Regions from separate parts of the Homo sapiens genome. Here region 2 is linked to region 1. A link is a loop called in an ENCODE intact Hi-C map of the cell type or tissue named here. Cell type or tissue: psoas muscle. All regions are shown on one strand. Each heading gives the region's core, and the rest is flanking DNA. Links, peaks and the distances in the headings are about the cores only.

Evidence for each region. Hi-C counts contacts between places; a loop is a spot of excess contacts. Peaks named below come from ENCODE experiments on the same cell type or tissue, not always from the same donor. Only the 100,000 strongest peaks of a DNase experiment are listed, where the experiment ranks them.
Region 2: it touches region 1 in a loop (2.8-fold over the local background); 5 of 110 quality-filtered maps call a loop at or near these places.

What each region holds. Positions count from the first base shown.
Region 1 is chr3:179,581,275-179,596,637 of GRCh38, reverse strand. It overlaps ACTL6A (actin like 6A), which reads right to left. Exons shown (of 14, transcript NM_004301.5): 12 at 13,190-13,285; 13 at 10,006-10,092; 14 at 8,231-8,708. The coding sequence ends at 8,628. It overlaps MRPL47 (mitochondrial ribosomal protein L47), which reads left to right. Exons shown (of 7, transcript NM_020409.3): 5 at 2,743-2,873; 6 at 3,899-3,994; 7 at 7,643-8,353. The coding sequence ends at 7,766. Among named protein-coding and RNA genes, the nearest start is that of MRPL47, 16 kb to the left of the region's middle. In psoas muscle, for the core only: no CTCF peak of the experiment used is centred there; no DNase peak of the experiment used is centred there.
Region 2 is chr3:179,358,820-179,374,798 of GRCh38, reverse strand. MFN1 (mitofusin 1) reads right to left here. Exons shown (of 18, transcript NM_033540.3): 4 at 15,797-15,959; 5 at 12,317-12,441; 6 at 10,394-10,502; 7 at 9,574-9,681; 8 at 7,207-7,360; 9 at 6,696-6,763. Among named protein-coding and RNA genes, the nearest start is that of MFN1, 19 kb to the right of the region's middle. In psoas muscle, for the core only: no CTCF peak of the experiment used is centred there; no DNase peak of the experiment used is centred there.

The DNA of each region.
Region 1 (15,363 bases), core at 7,331-15,330:
TAAGGATGCTTTATAAAGAACACGTTATTTGATGAAAAAGCTTTTGCTATAATGGTGCTGTTACAGAACTTTTGAACTTCAACCGTGGATTATCTGCTTTAAATATGTATTTCAGAGGTGAACTTCAGCCCAGTAGGTTATATGTACTGCACTTTCTCAATCAGTAGAACCCAAAATAATAAAAGTTTACTCCAGAGAAGCTGAAAGTGACCATAATTTTTTCAAACTTCATATACATCTGGTGTTTCCAGTGTTTTGTGACATACTACTAAGGAAACTTTATTAAGCAAAAATGTAAAAAAAATTCTCAATATAAGATAGAAACCGAAGATTTGGAACTGTTTAAGGAAGAGTAAAAGAGAAAAGAATTATAATTGGGATATAATTCTTATCACTGATGTGAGTTGATATCCAGTTGAAGCATATTACAGACAAATTTTACTTAGAGAATAATATAAAAATTAAGGGAGAAATTATATAATTCTGGCACAATAGTTAGCTATGATTGTAACTAAAGTATTAACTATCCATTTGAGATAAATGACCCTCACTATATGTGCTTCTCTTCAGAGTATTAGTATCTATTTATCACACAAATAAATGACATGTTAGTCCCCTTGTGTTTGAAATACAGAAACAAGGCAAATGTTGAAAGATTGATTATAATTTTGCAAGTGTATCTTTTTGTCTCTTTTAAAAACATGTGTTTCAAGGGCTACTCTGTAATGTTAATTCTTGGCTGTAAAGAGAAGTGTATACTCTTACCCTGGAACACAGTCCTATTTTATATTCTCTCAACTGACGCTCCTGGCACTGAGAAACTTATAGAAAAGAAGGCTCTTTGAGGTTGACTTGTTTTCAATAAGGTATATCTAAATAATACTTTTGATTTTCCTTCACATTTCTTGGCATGAACTTCTGAATGTTAATTCTGTGGACTTGGTAGCCATTTACTTTCTATCTTTGTGAGCTAACACTGGATTTCAGCTGGAAGCCTCAAGTCTTACCCTTGCTTAGGCAAACTCTTTAATGCAGTTAGTGAACAACCAGCTTTACTAAAAATTTCTAAAGATTAGAGAGTTTTATATAAAGCCCTTATCAATGTGGTCCCTTTACTCTCCTAAGTTTGCTTGTCTTCAAAATAGAATTTGTCTTAGTCATCATTTCTTTTTCAGGGATTTTGTAGAAAATAAAATAGTTAAGAGGAAGGCATGTGAATTCAGCTACTGTAAGGCATTTAGTGAAGTTGAGGATAGCAGAAGTGCTGAGTGTGAACTGAGCAGGTTATGGGCCAGGTGCAATGGCTCACGTCTGTAATCCCAGCACTTTGGGAGGCCAAGGCAAATAGATCACTTGAGCCCAAGGAGTTTGAGACCAGCCTGGGCTACATGGCAAAACCCTGTCTCTACCAAAAAAATACAAAAATTAGTCGGGTGTGGTGGTGCATGCCTGTAGTCCCAGCTACTTGGGAGGCTGAGGTGGGAGGATTGCTTGAGCCTGGGAGGCAGAGGTTGCAGTGAGCCAAGATCGTGCCACTGCACTCCAGCCTGGCTGACAGAGCTAGACCCTGTCTCAAAAAACAAAAACAAAACTGATTATGAAGTAATTTATCTAAATTTGTGGCTTTCATATCTTTTTCAGATCTCATAGCTACCTGGGGGATTATAATCTGTGCTTTTTTTGAGGATTCTTATGAGAAACAAATGTGCTTATGCAGTATTTGATATCTGTTGTGATGCTTAAGGGACATACACATAAAATGGCTCTCAGTATGTATTTAGGACTATGAAAAAGTTTGGCCCATCTCACATTACAATCCCCAACATATGAATATTTATATGTAAACAAATAGAAGGCCGGGTGCGGTTGCTCATGCCTGTAATCCCAGCACTTTGGGAGGCCAAGGTGGGCAGATCACCTGGGGCCAGGAGTTTGAGACCAGCCTGGCCAACATGGTGAAACCCCATCTCTAATAAAAATACAAAAAATTAGCCGGGTGTGGTGGCAGGTGCCTGTAATCCCAGCTGCTCAGGAGGCTGAGGCAGGAGAATTGCTTGAACCTGGAAGGTGGAGGTTGCAATGAGCCAAGATCACGCCACTGCGCTCTAGCCTGAGTGACAGAGCAAGACTCTGTCTAAAAAATATATATATGTATAAAACCCTGCCAATATATACATTATAAAACAATAGAAATCTTAAAGAGGTAAAAATAAATAGAAGTTTAATAGTATCATCTTGCATCTTGATAAATCTTTGGAGATTCATATCTGGATGGACTGCTATTCCTTTCCCTGTAGTAGCAACAGCTACCAAGCAGGCCACAATATCTGTGTCTGCATGTCAAGGACACAGTGATTAGTTGAGACCAGAACATGTCTTTTTTAATATAATGAAAATAGCAAATTATTATCACTTCTTATTAGCTCATTGAGTTTTGAAATAACATGAATCAAATTGGGTCTCCAAAAGGAATCTATGTAAGTGTATCTCACTCCAAACAAAACTAATGGAAATATATTTGTAGTTAAAACTGTAAGCTTTTTAAAAAATACAGAAAGTGGTAATCTAGACACCCATGTAGACATACTTGTGCCAAAAAGATTTTTAGGAAATACTTAACAGAGTGGTTCTTTGGCATAAATATTCATAAGTTTTCTGTAGCAGAAGTGTTTATACATTCTCTTTTTTGGGAATTTTGTAGTAGATGATTGTTGAAATTGTATCTTTCTATTCTCTTTTCAGGTAGTAGATTCCATGGATGCATTAGATAAAGTTGTCCAGGAAAGAGAAGATGCCCTAAGGCTTCTTCAGACTGGTCAAGAAAGAGCTAGACCTGGTGCTTGGAGAAGAGACATCTTTGGAAGAATCATCTGGTATGTAGTTAACACTGTGGCTCTTCTAAGATGAGAGTGGAAATCCATGCCTCATTCCCCTGCCCAATATCTTTTAAAAAAAAATTTGTACCATATGAGATAATATTAGAGATATGTCTAATAAAAGAAGAGGCCCCACACCCCTTTGGACTTTAATGAAGGAGGATATGAATGAAGGTAGCTTTATCTGGTAAAACCAGCCCAGACATCCCATTCCTATGATTCAGTTACCTATAAGTCTTTATTGTAGTGGTTCTTAGTCTTATATGAATCACAAGGCCTTTTGAGAATTTGATGAAAGTTAGGGATCGTTTCCTCAGAAAAATGTACATGTACACATATCACTTCAGAAGGTATAAAATCCATGAAGCTAACTTCAGGACACACACCTGCCCTCTTTGCACATTGAGAACCTGGAACTATTTTTTTTAAAGTCTCAGGGAATGTCACATGAACCAGTTTCAGTTTGCTCCCACTGCCATCAGGATAAGCCCTAGGGCAAATTATGAAGTAGTTTATTTTTTATACCTCCTTGTTTCTCCTACATTCAAATCCCAGAGTCTTGTCAGCCTTTGGGAAAGGATCTGGTAATCAGCCTTCATGCTGAGGTGTAAATAACTGAGAAGACCTGGTGTAAATAAACCTCCTTCGGTGGGGAGGCTGTTCAACCCAAAGGTAAATAAACCTCCCCTCAGAAAGAGGTTTATTTACCTTTGGGCTGAACAACCAAGATGAAATATCATTAGACTTTTAAACGTAGGCAGAATGGGGAAGGCATTTTGGTTAGAGACCTTCCCTGTACTCTTGACATTATACCACTTAACTCATAACTCATTCGGTAGGTTCTTTTAATGGGGTTTAAGTCCAACACAGAAAAGAGAAATTGCCAAAGCATCTCACTAAAAATGTTTATGTTTTATTTTCTACTAATTTTTATTTGGACTAACCCTTTTGAGGTAAATTAGGAAAGTGAAAATGTATTAAATGTTTTCTTTAAGGCAAATAACTTTTTGCTTTATTGGCAGGCACAAGTTCAAGCAGTGGGTTATACCTTGGCACCTAAATAAAAGATACAATAGGAAACGATTCTTTGCCTTGCCTTATGTGGACCATTTTCTCAGGTGAGCACAAGCACCTTTAATAAAACATATTATCTTTATACCAGATGACATATGGTCATATATCATACCAGATGACATAAAGAAAGCTTAAGCTGTCTTTAAATTTTAATTTCTGTTATTACATAAGTATTATAAAAAATAGGAAAGTCAGGCTGGGTGCGGTGGCTCACACCTGTAATCCCAGCACTTTGGGAGGCCGAGGTGGGTGGATCACGAGGTCAGGCGATCGAGACCATCCCGGCTAACATGGTGAAACCCCGTCTCTACTAAATATACAAAAAATTAGACGGACATGGTGGTGGGCACCTGTAGTCCCAGCTACTTGGGAGGCTGAGGCAGGAGAATGGCGTGAACCCGGGAGGCAGAGCTTGCAGTGAGCAGAGATCGCGCCACTGCACTCTAGCCTGGGTGACAGAGTGAGACTCCGTCTCAAAAACAAACAAACAAACAAAATAGGTAAAAAAGAAAATTGAAGTCATATATAAGCTCACCTTCAGAAATAGCCACAGTCAGCCAAGCGTGTTGGCTCATGCCTGTAATCCCAGCACTTTGGGAGGCCAAGGCAGGCAGATTACTTGAGGTCAGGAGTTTGAGAACAGCCCGGCCAAAGTGACAAAACCCCATCTCTACTAAAAATACAAAAATTAGCCGGCCATGGTAGCATGTGCCTGTAATCTCAACTACTTAGGAGGCTGAGGTACGAGAATTGATGGAACCTGGGAGGTGGAGGTTGCAGTGAGCTGAGATTGCACCACTGCACTCCAGCCTGGGCGACAGAGTGAGACTTCATCTCAAAAAACAGAAAAAAAAAAGAAATAGCCACTGTTAACATTGTAGTATGTATCCTTTCAAAAGTTTTATTGCCTTTCTATTCTTGTATCTATATGTAAATGGAAAAATTTCTACTGTTATGTTAAAATGAAGGTCCAAATAATTCAGTTGCATACAATGTGAGTTCATGTTATTGCAAGGCTGTTGAAAAGAAATGGCGCTAGGAAGAGAAGTCTGTTATATTATATCTAAACTCATGTTGTCCTGCAGAATGTTGATCTCCAAATATTTCCTTTAGCACATTTTTCCTGCATTAGGTTTATCATTGAACAGGGAGAACATAGGGCTTCTGTTATGATAGAGGAGTGCAGTGTTCCCATGAACCACTCACTGGTAACTATACAAACTTAAGATTTTTTTTTAAAGAGCTATTTTAAAACACTTGGGCCATATCCAAAAGGAGACAAAGCCAGAGGATATAGTTTAATCCCCAAAACTGCAATTAGAAGGGAAAAGTATTGCTAGTTTATGGTTTCCTGGGCCAAGGGTGCTATCCAACTCCCATTGCTGTGGCTCCAGAGAGAGACAGGGCAGAGGAACCGAAGGGCTCCTGGCTAAAGGTGCTAGAAATCAGAATTCAAGGCTGGGAAGGCAGCTGGAAAATTAAAGGGGAAATCATAGCAGCACGATAGCAGCACAAGAACCACAGCTTTTAACAACTCTTGAATAATACGTTCTACTTTTAGCAAGTTCCTCAGAAACCGATTTTCCCGCCCCGATTTTCATACCAAAACAAATTTTTAAAAACAATTTAAATAGGAATGGAATGTATCTTTAACCTTGGCTTTAAAGTGTTTAGTGTACTTTAGAATCACATTTAAAATTACTCATCTCCCTACTGAACCAGCTACCTCTCATTTTATCTGTAGTACATCCAGTCTACATTAGCCCTAAACCGTCAGTCATCTTTTTCATCACCATTGCTATATATTTAATCAGTCCTTGATTTAATTCTTGCTGCAGAATGTCTCCAGGATCTGTCTTTTCTTCTCCCATTGTCTTTGCCCTAGTGCAGTCTGTGTCTTCATCAAATTGAATTACCGAACTTCTTGACTCCAGTCCAATCAAGTATTGCTTCCTGGCTAATTTTCCTCAAGACTTTTTTTTTTTTTTTTTAATCACATCAGGCCTTTTCAGAAACATACAACAGCTTCTTGTCTACAGGACAAAATCTTAAACTCTTTTCCTCCCAGTATTCCTGCAAGTCTTAGCTACCTACCTTTCATCGAAGTCAGAACTCTTGCCTTGTTTCCTAAGTGTTCCTTGCTTATTTTCCACTGTTGCTTCTTCTGTTGCTACAGCTTTTAAATCTTTGCTATTCACATTTAAGACCTAGTTGAGATGCTAAGCAACTGAAGAAATCTGACCACTTTTTCTCTGAGATTGCTCCAAGCCCAGGGTTGTGCTGTTTGATCCTTTTGTCCCTTAGTCATACAGGGTGAAGTTATAAATCACTTTTTTTCTTTTTTTTTTTTGAGATGGAGTCTTGCTCTGTTGCCAGGCTAGAGTGCAGTGGTGCGATCTCGGCTCACTGCAACCTCCACCTCCCGGGTTCTAGCGATTCTCCTGCCTCAGCCTCCTGAGTAGCTGGGACTACAGGCATGTGCCACCACGCCTGGCTAATTTTTGTATTCTTAGCAGAGACAGGGTTTCACCATGTTGGCCAGGATGGTCTTGATCTCTTGACCTCGTGATCCTCTCACCTCGGCCTCCCTAAGTTGGGATTACAGGCGTGAGCCACTGCACCTGTCCATGACATAACTTTTAAAATAATGTATGAGAATGTATCAATCCAGTATCACTTTTACAGGTTTTATACATATTCTAATGATTTTGTTTTTGAAACTACCTTTTTAAGCCTCACCTTCAGAATGTAGCATCATCATCTTAATATTAAGAATAGCAAACCTTTATTCTTTCAGATGGGTCTTTGTTTTTGTAAATGGTCAAAATTTAGTTGGAGCAAAGACTGATGAATAGAATGGGTAATCTCATTTTGACTTTGTTCAGCCTTTATACTTTTTTTCCTATATATGTGCATATTTTTTACTTCATCCAGCTGTAATACGTGTTATCTCAATTTTCTATGACCTCTCCCATAGCACTGGCATATTGTATTGTCTTTTTTCCCCCCAAAACCTCATTTGTAATAACTTCAGCAGTACATCTTTATTGCTGTATTTTATATAAACTTATTTCTATTGACCAATATCCTGTAAGATATCAATTCAAATAGAGCTTGGTATGCAAGGATTTTTTTCATTTTCAATTTTTACAACTCCCAAGTTGACCCTACAGGTCAAGTAATTTATGTTGTAATTTATGCAGCAAATGTGTCATACCCTGGGATACTGATGTGTGGGAACAAACTCATTTAAAGAATAGTAAGTCTAGCCAGAGCCTAAGAATTTATTTTTGGCATCATGAGAGATATCCTGAGACTTATGGGAATTCCCTACTTTCAAATAGTACTCACTCTAGCTTATCATTTCCCCTATACACAGAATAACACTCTGCTAAGAGATGATGCTTAGTCATATGAGGATTGAACTTAAGGCCCAATTTGTTACAGGTTCATAATATCTGGACATTCTTTCTAGTCAGGAAATAGGGATAGTTGGTATAGGGTTTCAGATGCTCTTGACTTGTGTAGGTTTACAGTGATTACTATTCAAGTTTAATAATATATATAACACACCAAATACAGGGACTGGCATGTTTGAAGCTTTGATGTAATTGATTTATGCATATTTTGATAGTATTGAATAACAAGGAAATATTTTTGTATAAATTGCTGTTACGCTTTTTTTATTCTAGACTGGAACGTGAGAAACGAGCCCGCATCAAAGCACGGAAGGAAAATTTAGAGAGAAAGAAAGCAAAAATTCTTTTAAAAAAGTTTCCACATCTTGCTGAAGCCCAAAAGTCAAGTCTTGTCTAAGATGTCTGAACTATTAAATTTACCATTTTGTTTTTCTTGAATAGTCTGTGTACAGGAGTAAATATGTTAAGTGGTTTATAAAGAAATTCTGTTTTTAGTCAAGTGACTTTACTAATCAGTTGTTCTAAGTGTGAATATGGCATGCTAATTAGCTAATTTGGTAGAAGCTAATTTGCTTCTAAAAATCAGGTATAAAGTTCAGATGAGATTCCCACTTTATAAATTCTGACATTTAAGCAGGCTTTAAATGTCACCTGCTACCTTAGAGTGTGAAGGTGATGGTAACTGCCACAGCAAAGGCAATACCGTAGTTTTTGAATTTGAATAATAGTTTTACCTCTGTTGTTAATAGGCTATGAAGAGGATGTGGGTATTGCTGTTAATAAACGGAGGACTTTGATTCAAAATAATGAGAAATACATTTAGTCCTTAAAGTAGTAATCACAGTGCACAACAGTCCAAAATATATTTCTGGAATGGCTAATTTTTATTTAATTCTGTAAGCCTAAGGTAAAAAGCATAGGCAGTAACTTTTACTAGTCAATAAAAAGCAGTTCTACCAATCCACTGGTAATTAATACACTAAACAGAGTTGGAAAGCATTTTACTGAAAGCAAAATATTTAGAGAAAATAGACATTTATACAAAATTATAAAATGCTTGTAATAAGAATAAGTGCATTTCAAGGAAAGCACAAACTTAATTTATAGAGCCAGTTAAAGCTTTAAAAAATTTAAGTGGAAATTGAAATATGCAAAAATGTATAAACATTCTACAAAAGATGGTCATTCTTTTCCTGAGTATACTAAAGCTATGAAACGTAAGGTGACAAAAGGAAGGTAGAAGCTTGGGAACTCTTTCTCAAGGGCATTTTCTTTCTACACACTGCTTCCCTCCTTCTTCATATTCTTGCTTGGAAATCCACATCTGTTGAAAGGTACCCTGTAAAATGGAAAGAAATTTATATAATTATGCCTTACTTCTTACTAGAAATGGCTTAAAAAATTTTTTTTTTTTGAGAGAAGGTCTTGCTCTGTCAGCCAGGCTGGAGTGCAATGGCGTGATTGTAGCTTACAACCTCGAACTTCTTGGTTCAAGGGATGCTCCCACCTCAGCCTGGGACTCCAGGGGCATGCCACCTTGCCTAATTTTAATTGTTGTAGAGATGGGGTCTCACACTATGTTGCCCAGGCTGGTCTCATACTCCTGGGCACCTGTGATCCTCCTGCCTCAGCCTCCCAAAGTGCTGGAATTATAGGTGTGAGCCACTGCACCAGCGTTTTTTTTAATATCTTATTTTCGTAACTCCTAAACTTTGAATAATTCATTTAAGAGTCCCGTCCCCCAAAATAGTACTCGATTATTTCTGCCCTCCTCCAGAACCATCCAAACACACTATTTAGCCTTGCCTTTATGGTTAAAAAGAATACTAAGTCCTTCTGTATCTGTTACATTGTCAGGATTTAGAAAATATCTGGCAAGGAAGACTGAGGGTTTAGGTGTGATGGCTTGATGCCAACCTAAGGCAATAACAGAAACTGTCAGAAGGCTTGAATGAGTACTTAATGACATTTACTTTTGTTGCTCTGAGGTAAAGGGCATCCTCCCCCTTTATATACAGTATACATATATATGTATATAAACTGTATATATACAGTATATATGTATATACATAAGTAACTATATATACAGTATAGATATAAGTATATAAACTGTATATAAGGGGAGAAATGCTCTAAGTCCAGGATGCAGAAAAGTACAAGGACTTTTTGTCCTTATTCAAGGCAGATGGTAGTCCAAGCAACATCTTACACCCCGCACCATGACTTCACCATTTGCTCCAAGACCAATTCCTGACTTCCTAGACCTCACTGTAGATCTCACTGCAGACTGGGGAATGACCAGAACTTGAGAAGCAATGTTTTCATTTTAAATGCACTCCAGACAAGCCCTGACCAGTGCCAATGGGGGTATTATTAGAAAAGGCATGCATACATTAACATATTTCCACCTCTGTTTGAGAGGGGACATTGAAATTAGGCTGACAAATGTCCACTAATTAGGCAGAGGCATTTTGTTACATCAGAACACATAAAACTGGTTATTCCATTAGGTCTTCCACTCATTTGACAGTTATAAAATGCACAGACAAATGAAGCACTGGAATTATTTTTTGTATTTTTACTAAATTTAGTATAATTCAGTAAGAATATTTTTGCAAAGTAGCTCATCTACTAACCAAAGAGGCTAGAATGGAGCCGCCAATCCATGAGCTAAACCTCCGTTCCACTGTTGTATTATTTGCAATCAATTTCAACCGCATACTCTGAAATAGAAGAATATGCATTAGTACAATCAAATCTTGTGACTCAACTTAGAAAATTCTTTTTTTTTTTTTTTTTTTCAAATAGAGACAGGGTCTTCCTCGCCATATTGTCCAGGCTGGTCTTCACATTTGCACTCAAGCAATCGGCCCATCTCAGCCTCCCAAAGTGCTGGGATTACATGCATGAGCCACTTGCACCCAGCCAGGAAATTCAATTTTGACAGACTTCATAATGGCTCCCTGTGGTTCAAACACTGATTAAAATACGGTAATTTTGAAATAGCCAAGATAACAAGCATAGGTTAGACTAATGTACAGACTTTTAAAAGTACTTTGATTATGGCTTTTAACATGCGATTATATGATGAGAAAACATACAAACTTTAAAAAGCTGCATACTGAAGTATAGCATTCACAATTTCTATCCTAAAATAGCAAATCCACACCTAACACTATAAATCTGGTGCTGTGCTAAGTCTTTATTATTTCATTTCATCCAACACCAACCTAATTATCATCCCAATCTGTCTCCCTTTCTGTAGTCCTCCCCAACCTTCTAACTGCTTCCTTTCTAGGCTTTCATGCTATCCTAATCCCTCCTTAGTTCACCCCAACCCTTCTAAATAAAAACACAACCATCAGATATCAGGTTAGTTTTTTATTCATACTATTTCCTTCCAAATTAGTGCTTCTGTTCTGACTCTCATTTTCTCTTGATAACACAATTTTATTGCACAGTACTATCCCCTATATCTCACTTCCTATATGAAGAGGTTTTTTTCTTTCTCTTACCAAGGAATCTGCCTCTGGGGACAGTTCTCAAGTTGTTGACATCTTCCTATTATTCTATAAATGAACATATTTTTGGGGCTTTTCAAAGTGAAATAAGTATGTGTGCAGCAAGGGTGGGTAGAGTATGGGATATGGGTGGGTAGAAGGTACTGGGGATAGGGTAAACATGGGTTTTTGTAGGTAAGAAAGATTGGTAACTATTAAATAGAATTTTTTTCCTGTTCTTTCAGAGATTGTTATCACCTCCTAAAGGACAAGGATAGTTTCTAACTGGCCTTGACCACAGCTTGGGCCATGCTTATCTGTATTCATTATTCAGGGACTTTCTATGAAATCTAATCATTAGTATTATAGACCGGTGCAGTGGCTCACGCCTATAATCCCAGCACTTTGGGAGGCCGAGGCGGGTGGATCACCTGAGGTCGGGAGTTTGAGATCAGCCTGACCAGCACGGAGAAACTGCATCTCTACTAAAAATAAAAAATTAGCCGGGTGTGGTGGAACATGCCTGTAATCCCAGCTACTTGGGAAGCTGAGGTAGGAGAATCACTTGAACCCAGGAGGCGGAGGTTACAGTGAGCTGATATCGTGCCACTGCACTCCAGCCTAGGGGACAAGAGCAAGACTCCATCTCAAGTAAATAAATAAATAAATAAATCTCCAATCAATCAATCAATCTAATGATTAGTATTATAATTCAGGTATGCTCTAGATCTCCAAGAATTTAGAAAATACAAGGCAGATGTCAACTGTGTGCCTATATATTTAGATATCACTTTTAATAATAGAAATGTGGCACACGTAAAACATTATTTTATATGGGAAGCTAAAAGACTATTAAATATACAGATTTATAGATATTGTTAGGGCATATGTAACCACTAATAAGGTTTTTTAAATGTAATCTTCAGTGCAGAACACCTTACAAAAAAAGCACTTGAAGTTTTGTTGTTGTTGTTTTTTTTTCCTGAGCCAGAGTCTTGCTTTGTCACCCAGACTGGAATGCAGTGGCATGATCTCGGCTTACTGCAACCTCCGCCTCCTGGGTTCAAGCGATTCTGCTGTCTCAGCCTCCCAAGTAGCTGGGATTACAGGCACGTGCCACCGTGTCCGGCTAATTTTTGTTATTTTTTTTTTTTTTTGAGATGGAGTCTTGCTCTGTTGGAATGCAGTGGTGTGATCTCAGTTCACTGCAACCTCCACCTCCCGGGTTCAAGCAATTCTCCTGCCTCAGCCTCCCGAGTAGCTGGAATTAAGAGGCTCCCGCCACCAGGCCCAGCTAATTTTTGTATTCTTAGTAGAGATGGGGTTTCACCATGTTGGCCAGGCTGGTCTCCCTGACCTCATAATCCATCTGCCTCGGCCTCCCAAAGTGCTGGGATTATAGGCGTGAGCCACCACGCCCAGCTGATAGAAATTTTAAAGTTAAAAGATTATAACTGTCATTCTGTTACCGAAGTACTATATAAATTACCTTCTCAAACCGAGTTTTTCTATTCTTTTAAAAGTTATTATAATATACCCACTGATCTTTTTAAAACAAACATGAGCTCATCAGTCCACTGCTAGATTTTATCCTGTGAAGAAGGAGGTATTTTCCCCTAGAGATTCAGCATAGCTCCACTGACACCTTGAGGCTTCTAGCCTCAAGAACTATAAGACAACAAATTTCTGTTGTTTGAAGCCACTAACATGTACTTTGTTACGGCAGCTCTAGGAAACTAATCCATCTTTCTAGCCATATTGCTTTCCCCACTTACGTAAAGACTAGAAGCCAACTACTTTGAATTACTGGAACATACCTGTCTTCTCTTAGTATTTTTGTAAATGGTTTTATTCCCTCCATCTAGATATCCTTTCATAAATTAGCAATGAGTTGAACTATTCATTCAAACTATAGCTTCTTCAGGAGGCTATCCTCTGATACTCCTAGAGAGTTAAGTAGTGGCTTCTTGGTGTTCCCAACAGCACCTCGTTCATGACATACTGAATTGTTGAGCATGTTACAGTCATCATTTTCTGCATGTCTAACCATCCTAGTAGACTGAGCCCTTGGTGTGCAGGGACTAGTGCCTAGCAGACTATACATATTTAAATATTAATAAATGAGATTCAAATAATTTAAGAGAAACTAATAGATGTCAACTAGGAAAACGATTAAAGGATATTAACTTTAGTGATACTATACCAGGCACACACAAAATATCATGTATCTATTGAAAAATGGACGCTTATCTACAAAATTACACCATCAGTGAGGAAATATATGACTGAAGAATACCATTAAAGAACAAACAGAACTTACTGGAGGAGTTTTCTGAGACAGCTCTCTATTCAACCTGTCAGTAAAACTCTGTATTAGTGTGTTTCCTCCTGCCACTATTACACTGCCATAGAGACCCTAGGATAAAAATACAAGAAAAATCAATTAGTTCCATATGTTTCCAAAAGTTTTAAATACAACTACAAATATAACCATGTGCTCTACTACAATTTCCCTTTCGTTTTTTGGAAATGTTTTACTATTATATAGAACTAATAGCTTAATCCATCAATTCTCCATCCTGGCTGTACATTCAACTCATCTAAGGAGCTTTTAAAACACAAATTCCTAGGGGCAATTAAATAAAAATGTCTGGGGATGGGATCCAGGCAAGGTTACTTTTAGAGACGGGGTCTCGTTATATTGCCTACATTGGAATGCAGTGGCTATTCACGGGCACAGGCATAGCGTACCACAGCCTCAAACTCCTGGGTTCAAACAATCCTGCCTCAGGCTCCCAAGTAGCTGGGACTACATGCCACTGTACCTGGCAGGCATGGTTTTTAACTCCCAAGATTATTTTAATGTGTACAAAGTTTTAAGAACCACTAACTTAAAGGAATCATTCTAAAAATCATAATTTTTTTTTGGCAGATAGCTGCCAATATTTAATTAGAAGTACATTTTATAATGACTTTATCTTAGAATGCTCATCTGGAAATATTAATAGCAACCACCAGCCAAAAATTAAAATTACAAATATTTTGAAAAAGAATGCTTATCTGTAAGTTAGGATATTCAAAGAATGCTCATCTGGAAATATTAATTGCAACCACCAGCCAAAAATTAAAATTACAAATATTTTGAAAAAGAATGCTTATCTGTAAGTTAGGATATTCAAAATTAGACAATTATTTTATGATTATGACAGACAATGATAAACTCTGAACATATTCCTCGCCAAAATTATTGCTACTTTTCTCTTTTGCAGAGGTAAGCATCAGAAGCACATGGGAGCTTTTCCAAAACACATATGCTAAGCCCTTCCCAAATAAAAATAAATTACTACTTATAAGCAGTGTATTTACTTTGAATTTGCATGTATGCATCAGAAAGTTAAATGTCAAACTGTTTTAGTGGGTAAGTTCCTATTTTTAAAACATACTTCAAATGTCTAAATCATCTAAATTTTGAAGTAGAAAATGGAATGCAAAAGTATCTCATTAGTTAAAAGGAGAAACTTCACTAAAAACAGTTATCACTGTTGCAATAAATATACTTCAATTCAATTACCTTCCCCGAAAGGTGGAATTGTATTTGCGCTAAAAAAATCCCAAACTTATACTACTATTGTCCTAGAAACATCACATGCCTACTAGGTTACCAGGTGAAATAAAGGTAAAATAAAGTATGATTTTCATAGCCACTCAAAGCCTTTTTTGAATAACATAGTAGTTATTAGCACTATGCTTTAAGCAAATTAATTTACTCAAAATCTAGGCAGTATGTGGGTGATAAGCTGAATTGGGTTTAAATAAGATAAAGTAAGTCCTCATTTAATGTCATCAATATGACCTTGGAAACTGACTTTCAGCAAAATGTCATGTAACAAAACCAATTTTTTTCCTGAAACAATGTCCTTCAAGGACCTACTGTACATCGTTTCAGTTAAAGTTGCAGTCTCCAAGAACCTATCACTGATAATGAGTGAAGTATATAATATGGAGTTAGTATTTAAAACCTGACAAAGCACAAAAAATATGAAGAGCATTTAAAATAAACTTCATGTAAAAGTTACTCATATAATTTAAACCACGCCTTCCTGAAAAATAAAAGTAGAAGTTGTGCTATCTGTAAGAAAATCACCAACAATACATATTTTGGTTTGCCACATTTCAGGAAATCTCTAGCGCAGTCTACAATAACTTTCTGTGATGATGCAAATGTTCTATATCTGCGCTGTCTGATGCAGCCACTAGCCACATTTATAATGAGGCTACTACAACTGAAGAATTGAGTTTTATGTTTTTATCTATTTTAAATTTAAATTGCCACATGTGGCGGGTAGCTACAAAACTGGACACCATAGCTCTAGAGTTTCACATTTTTCCTTTTCTAGTACTTCATCTTTTTACATATACTGTTATAAAATGAACCTCAAAGTCAATGACACTGACAACCATTAGATCACTGTCAACCTAACAATGATTTGGGGA
Region 2 (15,979 bases), core at 5,437-13,436, 220 kb after region 1:
AGAACAATTCCTTATTTAATAGCTGAATGATACAATGATTCCTGTAAGTTTGCTAAAAAGGACTTCATTGAGTTAAAATGTGAAGAATTTGAAAGCTAACATTTAACAATGTAACATCTAAAATTGTTTATAGAAAAAATATCTGCAGCTGTTTAGAAGATAATTGTAATTACTTTCATTAGAATATAGTGTGTACACAGAAACCTGAATCATGCCCTATCTCATTTATCTTCAAGCTAACAACCCATTTAAAATAGTTGTTATAAATCAGTGTTTTATAACCAGTGTTTATTTAAATAAAAAATACGTCACAATGCATCACATTTATCAATGGATACATTTCACATTTGTTTCAATTTTCAATATATAGAATACTTGTTATCTTATATATATATATTACATATATATGTTATATATGTTATATATATATTACATATATATGTTATATATGTTATATATATATTACATATATATGTTATATATGTTATATATATATTTTTGACAGTCTTGCACTGTCACCAAGGCTGGAGTGCAATGGCATGATCTCGACTCACTGCAACCTCCACCGCCTAGGTTCAAGTGATTCTCCTACTTTAGCCTCCCAAGTAGCTGTAATTACAGGCATGCACCACTATGCCTGGCTAATTTTTACATTTTTAGTAGAGTTAGGGTTTTGCAGTGTTGGCCAGGCCGGTCTTCAACTCCTGACCTCAAGTCATCTGCCTGTCTCAGTCTCACAAAGTGCTAGGATTACAAGAGTGAGCCACCACGCCCATCCTATAAATATATATTTACTATGATTTATCATTTAAAATTTATAAAATTGGGCCGGGCGTGGTGGCTCACTCCTGTAATCCCAGCACTTTGTGAGGCCGAGGCGGGCAGATCACGAGGTCAGGAGATTGAGACCATCCAGGCTAACATGGTGAAACCCCATCTCTACTAAAAATACAAAAAATTAGCTGGGTATGGTGGCACGCGCTTGTAGTCCCAGCTACTCGGGAGGCTGAGGCAGGAGAATGGCGAGAACCCGGAAGGTGGAGCTTGCAGTGAGCTGAGATAGCGCCACTGCACTCCAGCCTGGGCGACAGAGCGAGACTCTGTCTCAAAAAATAAATAAATAAAAATTTATAAAATTTTTATATTACAATTTGTCTTATTTCATTTTTACTTCACAGAAAGTCAAATTCTGCACTGAAATATAGCACAGTAAGTACTATAGATGTTTTATAAGAGACATGTTTATTTTCTATGATAAATTTTTTAAAAATTAGGGATATATTAATTCTCTGATACTCCAATGAATTCATCTTCTCGAACCTCTATATATTTAGCTAATACAAATTGTGGTAATTGCTTCCTGAAGTTCATTACTATCCTTCCTTTAATAAATGGCTTTTAGGCTTCAAAAGGCATTTACTTAATACTCTAGTGCTACATTTCTTATCCTGAAATCATCAGGATGCTACACGTGCATTCAATGTCCTATTTACGACCTATGCTTAGCCTTCATGTCTCTGAAATTATTTGAGCACTCAGAAAGACTATAATCTCTACTGCCATTTTAGCTCCCCTCTTCAGCATTTCGTTTGAGGTAGAGAAAACAAAACAGATTATTTAGCTATAGAGCACATGAGGGTAATTAATTTAGTCAATATTTAACTCTGAAGCCATTACTTTCTTGCATTGCCTAGCTTCATTTTTTCCCATGGTGAAGCTCATTTATGCATCACTTATTTTCACTGATTTTGAAAAAATTAATGTAGGAAGTTATAGCATTCCTGTTCTGTACACACCTAAAGATAAAACATACCCGGATGTTTTCTTCTTTAAAATCACCAATAATTACATAATAGTGAACATTTGTAAACTACTTATTTTTTAATAACTAAAATAATGCATTGACTTTATTTTAAATAAATGCCTCATAAATGTGTCAAATTAACTTCTGCAAAATTATAAAAACAAAAATATTTTTAAAAGGAAAAAGATTAAAATAAAGTCTATATTCCTCGATGAAGCAGATCTAGATATCAGCAATGAAGATCCAAATTTGTAGATAACAGCACAGTGTTAGAGCTAGACGAGACAGAAAAGATCTCCAAAAGTTATTAGGCAATATAAGTTACTGTCTGATTCAAAAATATATAATGATGAGTAAGTATAGAGAAGAAAATAATCAATTAAAAAGTAATCCCACATTGGTGTTCCCACTGATCTGTAGGATATTTAAGAGGTACCTTGAAAAAAGAACATTTTACTCCAAATAAGTATGGGAAGTGTTAATTTAAATAAAGTTCCCCTTCTAAGTTATTTCTCAGCATCCTTACTACACTAATATGCTAATTAATCTCTATGGGGAACATATATAATATGCAGCAGTTCCCAGATTTATTTTATCAGGAACTCTAATCATACATTAATAATATAAATTTATATATGTAATTAAAACATAAAACCAACAAACTTGTCAATTTCCCTTGAAAACAGACCCTACAAACACCTAACATGCTACTCATCACTGCCAACTTATTTTGATATACTTTCAATAGAAAGTGCAAGAAATAGACCTTTCATCTAGATATATCAAATATTAACATTCAGCCCCTTTTGTTTACTTCTCCCCTCCCTCCATACTCGCGCTCGATACTCTCTCTCCTGTGTGAGGGCATATATATATAATATTTATATATAACATTATATATAATATTTATATATGTATTATATAATATATAATATATAATAAATATATATAATATATATAATACATGTCTTGCAATGAATATATAAAATGTATGACCCCCATATATATAAAGAGAGGCATATATTTTTATATATACTTATGTATTATTTTCCTTCCTGAACATTTTGACAGGTCATTACTACATCACAAGCTTGTTACCTAACACATCAATACTTGTCTTCTAAGAAAGAAAACATTTGCACAATCACAAAACAATTGTATTCAGAATATTTACCATTGAGACAATACTATTATCTAACAAACAGTTCATGTTCAAATTTCACCTATCATCCAGGAATGTCCATTACAAAAAAATCCACTGACATTTTAAATAAGTTATTTTTATACGTCTATCTCCCATCATACAACCAAAACTAGTAAGAATTAATGGTGAAATAACTGTGCAAAAGATATTTGGATTTCTAACTTGCCTTTAGAACAATGCAGTCCAAATGCATTTTGAAACTTTCCAAATACAGTTTTAAAACAATAAGAAAATGTATTGACAGACTAACATTGATTTTCCTTTCTTCCTTTTTTTTGAAAGAAAAGAGAGTCTCACTCTGTCACACAGGTTGGAGCACAGTGGTACCTCCATAGCTCACCATCACCACAGCCTCAAACTTCTTGGCCTTCTACCTCAGCCTCTGGGGTAGCTGTGACTATAGTCATGAGCTATCATATCTGGATTTTTTTTTTTCCTGCTAGAGATGTGATTTAGTCTTTTCATGTTTTTGCCCAACCTGATCTCAATCTCCTAAGCTCAAGAGATCTTCCTGCTTTGGCATCCCAAAGTACTGGCATTACTGGCATGAGCCACCAATGCCCAGGCTAATATTGATTTTTTTTATTGCTTTTACTCCATTTAATTTTCAAGCCTTGCTTAAATTAGTATTCTAAATGTTTAAAATACTTAGATCCATTTGAATCAAATGAATCTAAAGAAGTTCACGGCACAGGTCAAATTGATAAAGGTGATGAACTTGATACAGTTTTTCTTTTCACAAAAAATCTTGCACGACTACAAAAAAAAGTAAGCAAATCCCCAAAACAGAGAAAATGTGTGTAAAAGCCACATGATGTGACCACAACACAAAGAAACCAAGAAATTAGTAACCAAAAATTGGATAAAATGAATCAAAACACTTGAATTTTAAAAAGTCTTATATTGATAAGGAAATGCCAAAAGGATAATTAGAAACAAAAACAACAAAAACTAAACTAGTACTGAAAACCTTGGGATACGCCTAAAGCTGCAGTCACAAATTCACAATCCTGAATCTTTTCTTTAAGAATAAGCAAAAACCAATGCATCTTCAACGTAAACAATGTTAAAGACGAACACAGGCCAGGCACGGTGGCTCACGCCTGTAGTCCCAGCACTTTGGGAGGCCAAGGCGGGTGGATCATGAGGTCAGGAGATCGAGACCATCCTGGCCAACACTGTGTAACCCCGTCTCTACTAAAAATACAAAAATTAGCCGGATGTAGTGGTGTGCCCCTGTAGTCCCAGCTACTAGGGAAGCTGAGGCAGAAGAGTCCCTTGAACCCAGGAGCCGGAGGTTGTAGTGAGCTGACATCGCGCCGCTGCACTCACTCCCTCATTCCAGCCTGGCGGCGACAGAGCGAGACTCTGTCTCAAAAAAAAAAAAAAAAAAAAAAAGAACTTAGTGAATGAAACCCCAAAAATGATATTTATTAAGTGATAAATTACATAAGAGCTGGGGCTGTGTCTTTGGATGATAAATCATTGGCAAACCCATTAAGGGTCTGTGTGTGTATGTATATGTAGATATATATTTATATTTAAATATAGAAGTGAGAAACAAGAGATTCAAAACAAACAATTTTATGCTACTAAATTATAAATGTTCAGAAATACACCAATTTCTAAGAAATCAGAAATTACCAAAACTGACTTAAGAAGTAACAAATACCAGTTTTGGAATAAAGCTGACTAAAACTTTCAATGTAATTAATTAACAAAAAATGTTTTGTCTCTTTTTAATACATTCAGACATAATATTTTTTGCCCAGCTGATTGTTTGGAAAAATTCAAATAATTTTTAACTGATTCTCATTTTAGATATTTCAGACTTAAAATTTTCAAACTCTAAAGCTGGACATTCCATGACTTTAAGTAAAAACAAAAAGCTACTGCTCATAAGCAATTTTTTCCATACATAAATTTTAGAATCCCAAATGGACCATTAGAATAAAACATAAACTGCCAAGTTTCCTCTAAAAACATTTAAAAAGAATAGTTCCTAAGTCTGTCTGATTATTGCAATCACTTGGGGAACTTTGAATATATATGTATATAGATTCCTAGACCAACCCCAACCCCCTGGATCTGGGGTTGGGGATAGGATAGGTCAGGAGCCTGTGGTTCTCTAAAGCACGTCATGTGATTCTGATGATCAGCTAGGCTTATGAACCAATTCCCTACAGCATATCTTATTCTTCTCATTCCCACCTCCTCAACGAGATATTCTTGGGAAGCACAAGCTATACCATGAACCAATATGGAAGCAGTATAAATGTGTAACAGAACATTACACAATTATACATTATATAAATGTATAATTTAGAAGAAATCAATGATAAACATACATAAAACACATATATACTAAGGTCAGTAAATAAAGACAAGGAAGTAGAATAGATCCTCTCCCTACATATTTTCCCCATGGATGAAATAACTGATAACAGTGAGGAGAGGAGGCTGAGGTGGGAGGATCATTTGAGCCCAGGAGTTCGAGGCTGCAATGCGCTATGATTGCCCAACTGCACTCCAGCCTGGATAACAGAGGGAGATCCCATTTCTTTAAGAGAAAAAAGAGGTGAGGAGAGCATCAACCCTTTGGTGAAAGCAAAAGGAAAAGAAAAAAAACAAACAATAGTCTTTGAGTAACGGGGACTTCACGTATCCTATAGCTTGGCTTGAGAGGACATCTACTGATAATCCAGTAGCCTCTGAACAATTAGATCTTATCGAGATAGCTGGCAGTGGATTTGCTTTCTTCCAGTTTGTCTTCATCTGTCTAATAACCTTTTTTCTCTCACCAAATTAAAGATGAGAGATAGTAAGCACATTTTTTATTTTAAAAATCCTGCCAAGTATACTCAACATTCATGTCCCCTTTACATTAAAGCAGTTACTACTTATAAGAATAATTACAGACTGAGGTTTCTTCAATGCTGAAGTCACTGTGTTCATTCCTAAGTGGGAAGGTGATATGAATTATACAGGGCAAAATAGGGGTTCAGAAGGTTAATATCTAAAGAACTATTCAGTCAAATGTAGGGTGAGTTTTAATGTCTCTGAATAAAAACACTTACAATGCAACATAAGAAACTAGCCTCCCTCCCCATCTACCACTCAGGCACTTCAATAGTTTCCTAGAAGTTTCTGAAAACGCTGAAGCTCTTTTCTACTCAATTATTCATTTAGAATGTTTGGCACAAAATATGGAGAATGGACATGTGGTAACACAGTATATAAATATAATAAAATTTTGTCAAATGGCATTAATCATGTTTTGTATACTTCTATTAGTCATGCGGCACAAAGTAAAAAAGGATAATGCTTACTTTGCTCTATTATCCATTCCAACAGCAATTACGCTTGTTTACTCTTGTTCCAAATTATTGAATACAGGGAATTTCATTCATTGCACAACACAGCAATATTGAAACACAGTTTCTTATTTATATAAAATACATAAAAATAAGAATAAGGAATAAATTACAATCTTTAATTCTCAATTCTTACAAATCATTTTGCAGGGGCTCCTTTTCTTCACTTTCCACATTTTACTGGCTGTGTCAGTAACTAAACTAAATAACAGCAAAAGTTATTGACAAAGACAAAGGATAAAAATAGAAGATTATGCTTTCTCCAACCAAAGAAAGAGTTTTGTATTAGGCAATACAATCACAAAATTCCTACCTCAAAGATTTGTTCAAAATTCTGAAATTCCTGTAATCTTGCATGAAATCCTTCAGCAAGTGCCACACCTGTAACGTACAGGCAAAGATTTAAAAACCTAGTATGTAGCAAGATATGTTTTCTGGTAGGCTACTGATTTTATAATTTTAAATATATATATATATATATACTTTTTCCCCCGAGACAGAGTCTTGCTCTGTTGCCCAGAGCTGGAGTGCAATGGCGCAATCTTGGCTCGCTGCAACCTCCGCCTCCTGGGTTCAAGCAATTTTCTGGCCTCAGCCCCCCAAGAAGCTGGGATTACAGGTGTGCACCACCATGCCCAGCTAATTTTTGTATTTTTAGTAGAGATGGGGTTTCACCATGTTGGCCAGGCTGGTCTCAAACTCCTGACCTCATGATCCGCCCGCCTCAGCCTTCCAAAGTGCTGGGATTACAGGCGTGAGCCACCGCACCCAGCCAATTTTAAATATTTTTATATTTAAACAGGAAATCTATAGGTAATGCATACCACTTTCTGGCATCCCCTGTGCTTTTTGCTTTCTAGCACTAAGAACTTCCTTTGCTGAAACAAAGAAGATACGATTCTGTGCTTCTAAAGCATTTACAACTTTGAGCTCCTCCACCAAGAAATGCAGGCATCTTTCCATGTGCTGTCTGCGTACCTACAGAGAAAACGGTATTAAAAGAATTCTAATAATTTAAACAAATATAATAACCAACGACTATAGACCAATACTTACTTTATTCACAGTGATATAATAAAAGTTACCATATAACTAATGAATTTAAGAAATTCTAATAAATGAAGTTTGATACTTGATGACAGGAAATCTTTCTCTTAACGATTCTGTCTTTTGAACATCTATTTAAAATTCTGCTGGGCACAGTGGCTCACGCCTGCAATCCCAGCACTTTGGGAGGCCAAGGCGGGCAGATCACGAGGTCAGGAGTTTGAGAACAGCCTGGACAACATGGTGAAACCTCGTCTTTATTAAAAACACAAAAATTAGCTGGGTGTGGTGGCAGGTGCCGGTAATCCCAGCTACTGGGCAGGCTGAGGCAGGAGAGTCGCTTGAGCCCAGGAGGTGGAGGCTGCAGTGAGCCAAGATCGTGCCCCTGTACTCCAGCCTGGGTGACAGAGCAAGACTCCGTCTCAAAAAACAAAGTTAAGGTTGGGGAGTTAAGGTTGGGTAGAATGCATTAACCAGGCATTAGAATTGCAATGTTGGGTTCAAGATTACCACTTGGGCACTGAAGTGAAGATTAAGGGTTAGAAGTTAGGATTTAGTACTAGTCTTTAGTATTATGGCTATGATGAGAGATCTCTATATTAAGACTTGCAAAAATAAATCTAAATAGGAATGCTGAAATATTTAAGGAAAAATAATTTATGAGTGATGCTTCCTAATTCTGAGACCCCAATTTGAAAGAGCAAGACTGTAAGACAACAGTTAATGACAGGAGGATATAAAACATGATGTTATGCAAAATTCCAATTGGGGAAAAATGAAAGCAAATAATTTTATCATGTGAACAGTGATGGGATAGTTTAAGTTATTTTTATCTTGTCCTCTACATATAATAATCTCGTACTACTATTAAAATCAGAAATAGTCTCAAGCAAATTAAATAAATATTATTTATAGTTCAAATTCCAGATACTTCTTTTTAAGTTTCTACAATTGGTGTGACTAAAATGCCAAAAAAAAAAAAAAGTTGAGGATGCAAATCTTATGAAACTCAATCTGCTGGCAGGAGTATAAATCGACACCAAGCACTTTGGAGAACTCTGGTGCTATATATTTACTAAAATCGAACATATTCTTAACTTGTAATCTAGCAGTTTTACCTCTAAGTACATATACCCATGGTTTACTGACGTCTGCATTACTGACGTTTTGGATTGGCCAGTGTTTGCTTGGGGGCCTGTTCTGTGTCAGAGCATGTGTAACAGCATCTCTAACCTCTACTCATTAGATGCCAGTAGCACAAAACCCCAATTGTAACAAAAAAAAAGTATCTTCAGATGCTGCCAAATATCCCATTGAGGTCAAAACTGTCCATCCTCCACACTGAGAACTACCTAACAAAAATGCATACATATGCATACCAGAAGGACATATACAAGCATATGCACAGTAGCATTCATAACTGAATACAGTAAATTAACCCAAATGCCCATCACTGTGAATAAATCAATTGTAGTATAGTCACAGATGGAATACTATACAGCAATGGGAATGCAATACAACTATGCTACGCACAATAATATGGACACATATGACAAACACGTTAAATAAAAACAAAAACAGATGCAAGAGCAGGTATTATATAATTCTGTTATATAAAGTTGAACAACCAGAAAGATTAATTTAGGGGGTCAGAAGTCATGATAAATGGATAATTTCTCCTTGGGAAGTAGGACAGAAGGGAAGTTAGAAGGAGGTAGGTAAGAGGAAGGTTCTGGGGTGTTCAGAATGGTCTGCTTTTTGATCTGGATTTTGAAACAGGTGTGTTAAATTTGTAAAATTTGGCCAGGCATGGTGGCTCAGGCCTGTCATCCCAGCACTTTAGGAAGCCAAACTGGAAGGATCACTTACGATTTATGTACTTTTCTGTTATGTACATTTCAATAACAACTTAAACAAAAAAGAACTTTCAAGCTTTGAAATAACTAGATAGTATAACACAATTTTCCCTCAAAGTAACTTCAGACTTTGGTCTTTATCACATACCTACTTCAGGTTTTCTCTAACTATCTTCTTTTCATGGAATAGCTCTTATAATTTTCTATTCTATAAGCAATATTGTTTTCTCAAATAACAATGTATGTGACTGTATTTCAAAACCTACAAAAAAAAAAATAACAACTTACGTCTTCCATATATTCTGGCTCTGATGCAGAGGCATCCCAACGATTATTGAGAATGAAAATATTAGGCTTGGAAAGCCGCTCATTCACCTTGTGAAAAAAGTGTTTTTCCTGAAAAACAAAAAAAACCCCACAGTACATTCACTATAATTTACATTTATAATTGAAATTTTATTTTAATGAGAAAGTCTGAACCATTTAAACAGTAATTAACACCACTGACAAAGGATCCCAAAGCACTCTATGAGCATTAAACTTTCAAAGATGAAAAAAACTGATAACTTTAAAAAATCATGTTATAATTTTGAATATTAGATTACCTAAACTCTGGAAAGTTTATTTCAGATGAGTCTGGCTCCAGACATCTGGCTAAATAATCTTCTAAGTCTGACAGCAGCTTAAAGTGTACACAGTTAAGCTGAAACCTGGAGTATATTCTGGTGAAGCTGGAAATAGCTGACAATACTGAAAATATAAAAAGCCTTGCCTGATAGATGGCAGAAGGAAGGAGTGGTTTATACTTTATTCAAGAGACTTAAATAAGCATCCTAAAATTTCTGGCACTCATTTTCCCTGAGACTGACAAATAACCAGAAGCTAGAACCATCAAGCCCTATACTGCTAGAGAAATCCAGGGAACTACACACTATAGAAAGACTAGAAACAGCCCTTCTGGTTCTATGAAAACACAAACCCCTTCATTCATGCCTGTTTTTAGAAGTTTTTTCTAATCCACGATATGGATTTCCCTTGCTTTTCAGAATTAAAACAGATACCATTTCATTTCCTACCATCGAAACACAATAATATGATTAAATCCTACCGTATTCATTAGTGTTGATTCAGAGTTTGCGACCAAAACAAAGACATCAGCATCTAGGCAAAACTTATCAATCCAGCTATCCAGCTCTGTAGTGACATCTGTGCCTGGACTAATGAGAGTGAAATAAAAATTGTATTATATTTCTTAAAAAGAAAATTTGGGTTACAGAATTTTTTCAGCTTTTATATATAATTTGAAGTTTAAAAACCAGGATTTCCAGCTGTCATCTGTAAGAAGTCTAGGAAATTTTAACTTAGTGATCTTTGACAAAGCAAATAACATGCTCAATATTTCAATCTTTTTAATGTTTATGCTTTAGATGGCTGAAATATAAAACTAGGCTAATAGATACTAAACAATGAGGGTTCAAGCAGCTATATCCAGTATGGCTCAGAGATGATTTAAGCACTTATAAACACAAATAAAAAAATATAAATTTAATATACCAACTGTACTAGGAGCTGCAGTGAAGAATTTGCCAACAATAAATATTTGTAAAAAGTTAAAAAATTTATTCATTTAAAATTTTTATGGGTATATATTAATTAAGTATACATATTTATGAGGTATATGAAGTATTTTGATACAAGCATACAATGTGTAATAATCACATCAGGGGCTGAGTGCAGTGGCATATTCCTATAATCCTAGCATTTTGGGATGCCAAGGCGGGAGTTTGAGTCCAGGACTTTGAGACCAGCCTGAGCAACATGACAAAACCCTGACTCCACATACACAAAAAAAAAATTAGCTAGGCTTGGTGGCATGCCCCTGTAGCCCCAGCTACTCTGGTGGCTGAGGTGGAAGGGTTGCTTAAGACTGGGAAGCGGAGTTTGCAATAAGCCATGATCCCACCACTGCACTCCAGACTGGGCAACACAGCAAGACCCTGCCTCCGAAAAAAAAAAAAATCACGTGGTAAACGAGGTATCTATCACCTCAAGCATTTATTCTTTGTATTACAAACAATACAATTATATTCTTTTAGTTATTTTTAAATGTACAATTAAATTGTTATTCAGCCAGGTACGGCAGCTCACACCTGTCATTTCAGCACTTTGGGAGGCTGAGATGGGGGGATTACTTGAAGCCAGGAGTTTGAGACCAGCCTGGCCAACATGGTGAATCCCCGTCTCTACCAAAAAATACAAAGATTAGCCAGGCGTGGTGGCTACTCAGGAGGCTGAGGCACAAGAATGGCTTGAACCCCGGAGGGGGAGGTTGCAGCAAGCTGACACTGCGCCACTGTACTCCAGCCTAGGTGACAGAGTGAGACTCTGTCTCAAAAAAATAAATAAAAATCAATTATTTTTCACTACCGTTACCCATTTTGGTACCAAATACTAGATCTCATTCATATTTTCTTGTATCTATCCAACTGTCAATCTTGACTGACTGGGTCATAGATACAATCTGGCTATGAAATAAAGCTAAACTAGTTAACATTGTATTTAAACCAAATATCTTGGTGTCATGAACATCTTCTCTCTCCTCTGTTTCTATGGATTACTTGAAACACTCATTTCCATTTAAAAGGAAAATCCATTATCAAAAACAAAATGGAGCCAGGTGAGGTGGCTGGTGTGTGTCTGTAATCCCAGCTACCCAGGAGACTGAGGTGGGAGAATCACTTGTACCCGGCAGGCGAAGGTTGCAGTGAGCCAAGATCGTGGCACTGCGGCACTGCACTCTGGCCAAAAAAAGTGGCCATCCTTAAAATTTCTTGAAATGGAATCAGAGTGATGAATTGGTGCTTTTATGTAACTTATAAAATAAAACCAATACCATATCTCTTCCTTAATCTAGCTAATGAGAACAAAATGGCAACTGAATGTTGTAATTTTTTATACCATATGCTAAAGTAAGCAGTATTATACTATTAAATAAACTTCCAGAGAAAATGCAATCCACATGTAATTTTACCTGTCTACTAACACCAGGTCATCTCTCAAGAGGGCACATTTTGCTTTTGGCCAAAACACACGTACAAGACAGCCAGCTTTCAAATCTTTGTCCATGTGAAGGGCATGGGCCAGTTGATTAACTGTCTAAAGCAGGAGGAAAAGAAAAAAATAAACTCCACTTGTAATAAAATTCAATAAAAATTAAAAACATTGTGGTACATTTATTTTAGCAAAACAGGTATATAAAAGGTAAAACTCTGAAATAAAACCTTCTGAGCAATCTTGAGAACCTGAATTTTTAAATTTCCAAGTAGAAAAAAAATGGTTCCCTCAAAAAGAACTCCAGCAACAGAATTCTAAGCAACTCCTGATACTGATTTTGTGAAGTATATAAGTTCTGGAGTCTCTGTTCTTTTTGCCTATTTGTATTTTCTGATTCTACTGAAATAAATGTGTATCACTTAGTCATATGGAAGAAATGTCATTAGAAGAAATGTCATTATTAAAACAGGTTAAAATTACATAGCTTTTAACACCCCATAGAAAGGAATGAAATCAAGTCTTTTGCAGGAACATGGATGGAGCTGGAGGCCATTATCCTAAGTCAATTAATGCAGAAACAGAAAACCAAATACTGCATCTTCTTGCTTAAAAGTGAGAGCTAGGCCGGGGGCGGTGGCTCATGCCAGTAATTCCAGCACTTTGGGAGGCCGAGGCAGGTGGATCAACTGAGGTCAGGAGTTTTGAGACCAGCCTGGACAACATCATGAAACCCTGTCTCTACAAAAAATACAAAAATTAGCTGGGCATGGTGGCACGTGCCTCTAATTTCAGCTACTCGGGAGGCGGAGACAGGAGAATTGCTTGAACCCAGGAGGTGAAGGTTGCAGTGAGCCAAGATCACGCCACTGCACCCCAGCCTGGGCAACAGAGCAAGACTCTGTCTCCAAAAAAAAAAAAAAAGTGAGAGATAAACATTTGGGTACACACAGAAATAAAGATGGGAACAATAAACACTGGGAGCTACTACAGGGGTAAAGGTGGAAGGTGACAAGAGCTGAAAAACTACTGAATGCTACATTCACTATTTGGGTGACGGGCTCAGTTGAAGCCCAGACCTATCCATCACACAATGCATCCATGTGATAAACCTGTACATGTAACCAACCCCTGAATCTAAAATAAGGAGGAGGAAAAGAGTGTGAAGAGGACTGGAAGAGCATGGATCAGGAAAATGAGAGATGATTTCTTTAAAATAACAGCATACTTTGAGACTCTGAAGTCACGAGAAGTTTGAATTTTGATTTGCTAAAAATCTTAATCACAAAACAACAGTGATTCCTTCATTTATATGAATTAAAAGCTTGATTAGTATTTTCTTTTCTTTTCGAGACAGTGTCTTGCTCCATTTCCCAGGCTGAGTGATCACGGCTCACTGAAGCCTCAACCTCCCAGATTCAACCAATCCTCCCACCTCAGCCACTCGGGTAGCTGGGACTACAGGTATGCGCCACTATGCTTGGCTAATTTTTGTATTTTTTGTAGAGATGGGGTCTCACTATATTGCTCAGGCTGGTCTCAAGCAATCCGACCAGCTCAAGTGCTAGGATTGCAAGCGTGAGCCACTGTGCCCGGCCTTGAATAGTATTTTCATAAACATCATCTCATTTTTCTAATAACTAATCTGAAGGGTATGCTTATTCTAAAACTTACAGATTGAGTTACCTGATTTACATCAAAGAGCAAATTCACAAAGAAGAACCACCCATGACTTTACCAAGAAATAAAATAGCATGGATCATCAAGCACTGAACTTTTGTGTTTGTGGAAGAGATCTTTAGACTCAAGAGAAAGTAACCACAATGAGAAACAGTGCCTTAACTAACTGCTTTCAGTCCAGAGTCAACATTTTGCATCCTAATTTGTTTTTCCTTTTATTTTTTTTTTTTTTTGGCTGAAGGAGTGGCACTGAATTGAGAAATTTATGAAAGGTAGGGAATTGCCATTGGCCCTCATCTGATAAAGTTAAAATATTTATTCATAAATATACTTACTACATAATCCTGAGGTAAGACAGTTTCTAAAAACACAGATACATATCAAAAACAGATGCCAGGGCCCAATTTCTTAAGCAATTCTGTTTCAAAAAGACAAATCGGAGGCCAGGCATGGTGGCACAAGTCTGTAACCACAACACTTTGGGAGGCCAAGGTGGGACAAATTTGAGATTAAACAGCAATGATACACGATTAAACAGCAATGATACACTTCAATAATGTTAGTCTCAGCCGGGCGTGGTGGTTCACGCCTGTAATCTCAGCACTTTGGGAGGCCAAGGCAGGTGGATCACCTGAGGTCAGGAGTTCAAGACCAGCCTGGGCAATATGGTGAAACCCAGTCTCTACTAAAATTACAAAAATTAGGCAGGTGTGGTGGTGCATGCCTGTAATCCCAGCTACTCGGGAGGCTGAGGGAGGAGAATCACTTGAGCCCAGGAGGTGGAGGTTGCTAGCCAATATCGTGCCATTGCACTCCAGCCTGGGCAACAGAGCAAGATTCCATCTAAAAACAAATAAATAACTAAAATAATGTTAGTCTCACTGGAAGGGTAGATTTAAAAAACTTGTTAATTCTAATATACCTTTAAATTAAGGACAAGTTTTATTTTTTCACTAATTTAGTTATGAAGTGAAAAAAAAATTTAGAGTACTCAAAATACTTAGTGATGGCTTTCAAAGTTAGAAATATTAACAGTGCTTTTTGGCCGGGTGTGGTGGCGCATGCCTATAATCCTAGCACTTTGGGAGGCTGAGGCGGATGGATCACCTGAGGTCAAGAGTTCAAGACCAGCCTGGCCAACATGGTGAAACCCTGTCTCTAATAAAAAAAAAAAAAAAAAAAAAAAGTACGAAAATTAGCTGGGCATGATGGTGCGCACCTGTAATCCCAGCTACTCAGGAGGCTGAGGCAGGAGAATCATTTGAACCCAAGAGGCAGAGGTTGCAGCGAGCCAAGATCACGCCACTGTACTCTAGCCCGGGTGACAGAGTGAGACTCAGTGTCAAAAAAAAAAAAAAAAAAAGGCCGGGTGCAGTGGCTCACGCCTATAATCCCAGCACTTTGGGAGGCCGAGGTGGGTGGATCATGAGGTCAGGAGTTTGAGACCAGCCTGGCCAAGATGGTGAAACCCCCATCTCTACTAAAAATACAAAAATTAGCCGGGTGTGGTGGCGCACGCCTGTAGTCCCAGCTACTTGGGAGGCTGAGGCAGGAGAATCGCTTGAACCCGGGAGGCAGAGGTTGCGGTGAGCCGAGATTGTGCCATTGCACTCCAGCCTGGGCGACAAGAGCGAAATTCCGTCTAAAAAAAAAAAGAAAAATATTAACAGTTCTTTTTATAAGATGTCAGCGATGCAGACATCTTATAAAAATGTTATTAAAGAATAAGTTCAGGACATTGTTTCAGGTATATTATTCTGCTAAAGGTTAAAGATCATACCTTCACACTCTTTTTTTCATCTGATCCTTCTGTCATAAGATAGGCTTTATCTCCATCAGTTCCTTCAACACTTAGGAAGCAATTGGTTATATGGCCAATCCCACTAGGGAGAACTTTATCCCACAACATTGCATTGATAACAGAGCTCTTCCCACTGCTTGTCCTGAAGAATATACAAAATCA